Regions from separate parts of the Mus musculus genome. Here region 1 is linked to region 2. Evidence: chromatin contacts called from ENCODE POLR2A ChIA-PET data. All regions are on one chromosome and are shown on one strand. Each heading gives the region's core, a stretch centred on a gene start or an enhancer-like site at or near the end of the contact. The rest is flanking DNA. Distances are from core to core; before and after follow the strand shown.

Region 1 (3,882 bases), core at 688-3,187, 45 kb after region 2:
AGGGCAGCCTGGATTACATAGCCAGTTCCAGGATGGCCAGAGCTACATAGTGAGATCCTGTCTCAACACTTCCCCAGACACACACACAGACACACACAATCTGAGGGAGAAGGGGGCACTATTTATTTGAAGAGGGGGAGGGAACATTTTAGATATATGTCTGGAGAAGGTCCTCAAGCAGATTGCTTAGGAAAAGGATTGAAGGGCTTAATCTATTGGCAGATAGTAGGTCCAATTTGGAGCTTATGAGATTTCTGCACAGTAGGTCATCAGGCCCCCAAACCCACCAGCAAGCCTAGACCAAGTCTGGGAGAGCATGCACTAGCAGAATGGCTGGCGAAGGTTCTGGGCACCAGGGGGCGCACTCGAGCTGAGGGAAGCTGAGTCAGGCTGCTGGGGACACCCTTAGCTCTAAAGCAAGCCGGCTCTTGAAGTGTGGAGAATCTGAGGGATACCGAGTGTTTTCTGAGGGGAGGTTAGTGCCTCTCGTCAGGGAGACTCGGACGGACAGCCAAATCTTTCGTGCTGAGGCTCCATTCCACGTCCAAGCAGGTCCTCAGAGCAGCGCAGCTCCGCTGATGATACAGAAAGGACGGAGCTCTTTGGACCCCTAGTGATCTATCGCGCTCTCCAAAGTCAGACTTAGACTAACTAGGTGCTCGGGATTGCTCACAGCATGAAGAAGGGTGGACGAGAAAGTGTGCCAGCCACATGAAAGAGTCGTTTGGGAAAGTGGGAGGGCAGGGCATGCCAAGGTGACCGGCCTGAACACTGACCGGTCTCTGAAGGCACCGAGAAAAGAGGGCGCGGGATGGGGATGGCGACAACTGGAGGACCAGGGGCTCTTAGTCCAAAATCCTGACTACAGACCCTTAAGGGACACCGATTAAAGACCAGGCAGGAGGCACCTGATTCCAGGCAAGGACCCGGTGAGTCGGGAGATCTAGCAGGGATGCGGTAATTATGCCACGACCTGGGTCGGGGTGTTCTGATACCCGTAGACAGCGCCTGGATAGGACAACGGGGGCTAGGCAGCGAGGAGCCCGGACACAAAGCCCAAGGAGCAGGCCGGGAAACAGCACAAAAGGGCGGTAATGGCCTGCGGAGTTGGAGCATCCGGCCCTGGTTCTCTCCGGGCGAGAACGGTGGTCTATACTGCGGGCCGAACCGCACGGTGCTTGGAGCCCAGCTCGCTGTGGACCAAGACTCCCTGAAACGCTGACCCATGAACTTGACAAGGAAGAGGGCAACGAGAAGGGCGTGGGGCGATGCCCGCGGCGGTCACCGGGTCGAGGGGCACTCCAGTTTAACTGGGTAGAGCTGGGCCTGCCCGAGCCGCCCCCCAGCCCCCCCATTCCTCTTGTTTGTCTCCAAGTCCGGCCGGAACCGGCTTCTGCTCGCCGGGGGGCGGGTGGGTAGCTGCTGATTGGCCGACGCCTGTTTCCAGCCCCACTCAGCCAATCAACGGGCGGCAGTGTTTTTCATCTTAGGATAGGAATAAAAGGGCTGGAAATAAAGGGGACAGAAAAGGCGCCGGGCGGGCCCGATACACACTGGTAGGAGCCGGGTGAGCTGGACTCCCAGGATCCGGGTCTCAGACGAGGGTGCGAGAACCTGAAGCCGCTCGCAGGCAGGGGTTGGAGGGAAGGTGCATACTTGTCAGAGGGACGACACCGGGAGGGAGACGTAACGAAAAAGGCCAGGAGGACAGAGGGACGGGATCCGCTTCTATGGAAACGGGCTAATCGCCGGGGTAACAGCCCGACACGGGGGTCGCGCGGTTGGCTCGCGCCGCCGGTTTGAACCGGCTTCGCCTCTCCCATGCGGGGTTCGCGTGGCGGTAGCGCCTAGCGACCTAAACACTAACCAATGGCGCGGCAGTTCCTGTGCGGTCCCGCCAATGAAAGCGCCGTGGGCGGGCCGTTTCGGGGCTCCCTGTGCTGATTTTGTGGTTGAAGGAACAAGCACTAAGGAAGGGTCTCGAGTGCGGGCGGGCGGGAGCCTGTCAGGGTCCCTGGGAGTGGCAGCTCTCAGGTGAGCCTCTGCTCAGGTGACCTTACTACGAGCTGCCTCCCTTTCCGGCCCCCAAAGTGGCTGTTCAGTCTTGCTTGGGATCAGGACCCGCTCCACGTCCTTGAGCATAATTAGCCCTTTTCCAGCTGCCATGCCTCAGTTTACCTCCGAGTGAACTAAGGGAGAAGCCTTTCCTCTTGGCCAGCGGGGCTCCACTGTGGCCTAAGGTAGCGTTACCAGGTAGCTGCGGGTACGGGGTGGCCCAGGTCCCTGACAGGGCTAGGGTTCTTTTCTTTTGCGGCGGGCACCTATAGCCTGGGCTGCAAGGGACTGACAGGCTGTGCGCCAGCGGCTACACGGGTTGGGTAGAGCCACCGCTGAAGCTGAGGTCTGCGCGCAGGTGTCTGCAGAACCGGAGCCCGACCACCGCCACACCGCACCATGGCGCCCACCCTGGCCACTGCCCATCGGCGCCGCTGGTGGATGGCCTGCACCGCTGTGTTGGAAAACCTCCTTTTCTCCGCAGTCCTCCTGGGCTGGGGTTCGCTGCTCATCATGCTCAAGTCCGAGGGCTTTTACTCCTACCTGTGTACGAAGCCAGGTGAGATGGGCGCCTCGGTCGGGGGCAGGTTTCTGGAGTGGGTCTTTGGGAGAGGGCGGTTGGTGGTGAAGATGTAAGCCAGCTATGCCTGCTTGCTGCACAGCGCCTCTAAGTGCCAAAAAGCCCATTTGATCCTCATCCAGCTCTCTGGGTGCGTATCATTATCATCGTCCCTGTTTGTGGATGGAGAAACTGAGGCTGGGACAAGTCTTCCATTTGCCCAAGCTGTAGACTAATAGACTAATAGACTCCTGCGTGCAGTCAGGAACGTTGCTGGCCTTCTGGTCTTCCAGGGCCTGCAGCATTGCTTGCCTTGCAAAAAAAAAAAAAAAAAAAAAAACATGTGTAAGAAAGAGGAACTCTCATAGGCCGGGGTGCAGCAGGAGAGAGGAAGTGGCTTCGCCTCCACCCGAAGGAAGGTTCATCTAGACCTACATGTTTTTAAGTCAGGCCATTATGGAGTCCCCTTAAAGGCTTGCCAAGATAGAATTTCTTGTCTATTTTTGCTGCTTTATGATTCTCCAAAGGCCATTTCCTCTCCTGAACTGTGAGAACATCTCAGTGGCTTTCAAAACATCGTAGGGAGGAAGAGGAAGGGAGACAGTGGTAGAAGGATGCTTAGACTCTCCAGGACAGACTGCAGGCAGGCTGAGGCTGGCCCACACTACCCCCACCCTTCCTTCTGCCACTCCTGTCTTCATACCCTGGTTGCTGTAGGGTCATCAGTGGGGCCGAGTCAGCTGCCATCCTCTCCCCTTCTTAGGCATCCTTGGTAAGAACTGCTTCTTGCCTTTGTCTCTTGTCTCTGCCCCACCCCGTACCCAGGCTTGACTCTGTAGGTCACTGCTGGCATGTCTTTTTTATTTCTAGAGTCCTATTCATTTACTTTTTTACTTTAAATTTTTTCTTACATTTTTTTATTCATTTATGGGGGCCACAGAACTGGATGACTGACAGAGGACTGCTGTCGATGACAGAGGACTGCTGTCGATGACAGAGGACTGCTTTTGGTTGTTGACACTCTTTTTCCACTATGTGAATTTATGAGGTCAAACTCAGGTTGACAGACTTGGTGGCAAGAGGTTCCACGCCCTGAGTGTCATCTCTAAGAAGTGGGCTTGCTATTTATTTTATTTTATTTTCAAAATAGGGTTTCTCTGTGTAGCCCTGTCTGTCCTGGAACTCAACCCCTAGACCAAACTTGCTTCAAACTCAAGGATCTACCTGCCTCTGCCTCTTGAGTCCTGGGATCAAAGTGCACCATTATT
Region 2 (3,784 bases), core at 1,200-3,699:
AGAGGTCCTGAGTTCAGTTCCCAGTAACCACATGGTGGTTCACAGACATCTGTAATGGGATCTGATGCCCTCTTCTGATGTGTGTCTGGAAACAGCTACAGTGAAAGTCATTGCAAGGACTTTACAATAGTGACCATGATAACATTGAAGCTAGACTTGCTACTACTGCTGAGTGTGTCTGCTGGCTCTTTCTAAGGAGTAATGTTAGCTTTTTGTCCTAAATTTGTTTCCTTCCTTTCCTCTCTCCCTCTGCTGTTTTTTCTTACCCCTCTTTTACTTTGCTTTCCCCTCTCATCTCCTCTCTTAACAGAGTTGTCCTATGCAGCCCAAATGCCATCTTCCTGCCTCAGCCTCCCCAGTGTTGAAAAATACTCTTTCCACAGGTTATGTTAGGAGACTGGAGTCTGCTCAGTCGGGGAGGGAGCCTGGGTCAAGTTCTGAGCTCAATTCCTTTTCTTTCTTTCTTTCTCTCTTTCTTTCTTTCTTTCTCTCTTTCTTTCTTTCTTTCTTTCTTTCTTTCTTTCTTTCTTTCTTTCTTTCTTTTAAGACAGGGTTTCTTTGTATACCCTGGCTGTCCTGGAACTCACTTTGTAGCTGGCCTGGAATTCAGAAATCTGCCTGCCTCTGCCTCCCAAGTGCTGGGATTAAAGGTGTGCACCACCACTGCCCAGCCCTGGGCTCAATTCTTAACATTGTGGAGAGAAAAGTATTGTAGCTGTTCTGGCCACCTGGAATTACTTTGTTTCTGATCTTTTGCTGCAGTCAAATCCTTCTCATCCATCTTTCCTCGTCAGGCTATAATATAGACTCTCCTTGCAATACTTGGAAATGCTCTACAGTCAGCTACATCCTCAGTCCTGCTCCTATATTTTTTCCTAAGCTTCCTTCTAAGGTCTTTATTGGTTTATGATTTACACAGAACATTTTTTTTTCTTGTCTATAGCATGCGTTAGAGTGATCGTTGCCAGATAGAGGAAAGAGAAATGAGAGAAGAAGGTCGTTACCAGTGAAATTCCCCAGAGACATTTCTAAGTTTTCTAGGTTATCTCCTTTCCATCTCCCAAAGAAGCACGATTATTTGTTTTGATACAGTCTCTCTCTAGATCCTTGGCTGTGCTGTACTGGAACTTGCTATGTAGATTTGGCTGGCCTTGAAAACACAGAGATCACCTGCCTCTGCCTCTCAAGTTCTGGGATTACCATCATGGCTGGCAGGGTTTTTATTTTTATTCTTCAGTTAATTTTGTTGCTTGAAGCTCCAGGCATTAAATCTAGTACGTTACTTCTAATAATCAAGCATTAAGCTCAAAATCTGGCGCCCTGAAGTCAGATTACCATGCTATGCTTGCCAGTGCTCATCATGCTGTGTTACAAGAATCTTTAGGCGTTGGGAGAGACAGCTTAGGGGTTAAAAAGATTTACTGCTTTTGCAGGGGACCCAGGTTCCCAGCACCCAAGTGGTAGATCATACCTATCTCCATTCCAGGGGAGCTAATGTCTTCTTTTAATCTCCCTGGGTACCAGGCATGTCCGTGGTGGGCAGACATACATGAAGGCAAAACATTAATGATTCTTTGTTTTGTTTTGTTTTGTTTTGTTTTTGAGGTTTGGTAAACACTATATAGCCGAGGAAGAATTTGAATGTCTTTTTGAAAAAAAAATATTTTATGTATATGGGTTGTTTGGGTTGCATGTATGTATGTGCACCATGTGTGTTCTGTATCTACAGAGGGCAGAAGAGGGTTTTCAGATCCCCCTAGAATCAGAGTTTCGGACAGTCGTGAGGCACCATGTGCTGGGGATCACACCAGGTTCTCTAGAAGAACAGCTAAAGCTCTTAATCGTTTAGTCCTCTTTCCAGGACCAGACTTTGAATTTATGACTATTCTGCCTTTAACCTCCCGCCCCTCCACCCCCACCCCCCACCCCCCACCAGTGCTGAGATCCTACAGGTCTATGCATTGCCAGAAATGGAATGAACCAAGGGCCTCCTGTACAAACTGAAGTACATTCCCATCCCAGATCATCATACATTTTTGCCAGCCTTCCTTCTGCCTTGGATGGTCCAAGAGTTATTTGACTCTTTGGTACATAGTTACCACTATTAACAGTAATGTAATGAAGGAATAGAAGAACAAAGGATTCATTGAGTAGGAGTTAGTACTACATATCAGCTCTGAATTCATGAGAATAAATATAGGGGAAATGTGCAACGTACGCAAACTTATTAAAATTGTATGGCTTTGGCTTTTGAGGAACAATATCAATAGCCAATTAAATGTCAGATCTATTAGAGAGGGCTCCTAAACTGACTGGCAGAAGGCGGGGCGTGAGCCTACCCTGACCACACCCCTCGCCCTGAAATCCGCTTTTAGACCCGCCTCTCCGGCTCGGGCTGCAACGTCAATTGGAGATGTCGCTAATCCATCAGAGCATCTCGGCGTCTATTGGATGAGCTTCTGAGCCTGGTTGCGCACTTCCTGGAGTTGGGAACGCGGAGCGGACGTCGTCTTTCCGCCATTGCTCTGCGAGCCTAGCCGCTACCTGAGTGAGGGGCGACAGGTGGGTGGTGGGCGTCTGAGGCTGAGCGCAAGGTAATCGAGTGGGCCGAGCGGCCCGAGGAGCTGCGCCAGGCCCGGGTCCCGAGCGCTCAGCCCGGCTAGAGTGCAGGCCAGGGGGCTCCGGACGTGTTCCATCTGCCCCTTGTGGGCCCGGGCCTAGCTCATTAGTTTTGGCCTGCCTCTCTATCCCAGATTCTCCCGGCATGGCCGGAGTGTTTCCTTACCGAGGGCCGGGTAACCCGGTGCCCGGCCCTCTAGCCCCGCTGCCGGATTATATGTCAGAGGAGAAGCTGCAGGAGAAAGGTGAGAGGCGAACGGGAACGGCGTGCGCGGGCTCGAACGTGTAGGCGGGTTTCATTTCTTCCCTCCATAGGCAGGTCATCAGGGGTGTGCTTATTAGCAGTATTTACATTTTTAAAAATTGAGTCCAATCATTGAAAGTTTGGAAGTGCCTGTTATTTTGCAGGAGCTTATTGTGTACGTGTGTGTGTGTAAAATGCATCAATGACGATAAAACCTGTTTCCTTATAGGGTTTGCATTACTATGTAGGAATTAGACAACAACCCTCCCCAAAACATCTATAGCAAAAATATCAGGTGGTTTGGGGTAGTAAAATGGCAGGATACTTGGCAGTGAGTATTTCTCTTCACAGCATGCCGAGGGTTGCCCCAGGGCAAGAGTTAGGGATAATTAGGGTAAATGTGTGCAGCCCTTTAAGCTGAGGTGCTTTTCTAGCTCGAAAATGGCAGCAGTTGCAGGCCAAGCGATATGCAGAGAAGCGGAAATTTGGGTTTGTGGATGCTCAGAAGGAAGACATGCCACCAGAACATGTCAGGAAGATCATTCGAGACCATGGAGACATGACCAACAGGAAGTTCCGTCATGACAAAAGGGTCTATTTGGGGTGAGTAACATCCCAGGATAATATCATATGGAGTTTGACTTCTTTCCTTCCTCTGCCCCTTCATTGACAGTGCTGGATAGAGGGACTAGCATTTGGAATGTGACTTTTTAACTGAGACAGTTTCCCTGTGTGGGCATTTTTGCCCTGGATTTAGCTCTGTAGACCGGGCTGCCCTTTAACCGATAGGGATCCCCATGCCTCTGCCTCCAAAGAGCTGGGATTGAAGGCAGATGTCACCGTGTCCAGCATGGAACATGGCTCTAGGCTGTACATAGGATGACTGTAGGAGTAAGGCTAGGACCACTGGGATTCTGTGAT

The links. ChIA-PET counts read pairs that join two places held with the same protein, here RNA polymerase II (POLR2A).
Region 1: POLR2A ChIA-PET joins it to region 2 with 12 read pairs in embryonic stem cell. The contact joins the promoter of Slc43a2 here to the promoter of Prpf8 in region 2. POLR2A ChIA-PET finds 5 or more read pairs at or near these places in 3 of 5 experiments (Patski and embryonic stem cell).

What each region holds. Positions count from the first base shown.
Region 1 is chr11:75,530,175-75,534,056 of GRCm38, forward strand. It overlaps Slc43a2 (solute carrier family 43, member 2), which reads left to right and starts at 1,938. Exons shown (of 14, transcript NM_001199283.1): 1 at 1,938-2,240; 2 at 2,414-2,614. The coding sequence starts at 2,455.
Region 2 is chr11:75,484,328-75,488,111 of GRCm38, forward strand. Prpf8 (pre-mRNA processing factor 8) reads left to right here and starts at 2,450. Exons shown (of 42, transcript NM_138659.2): 1 at 2,450-2,864; 2 at 3,298-3,466. The coding sequence starts at 2,765.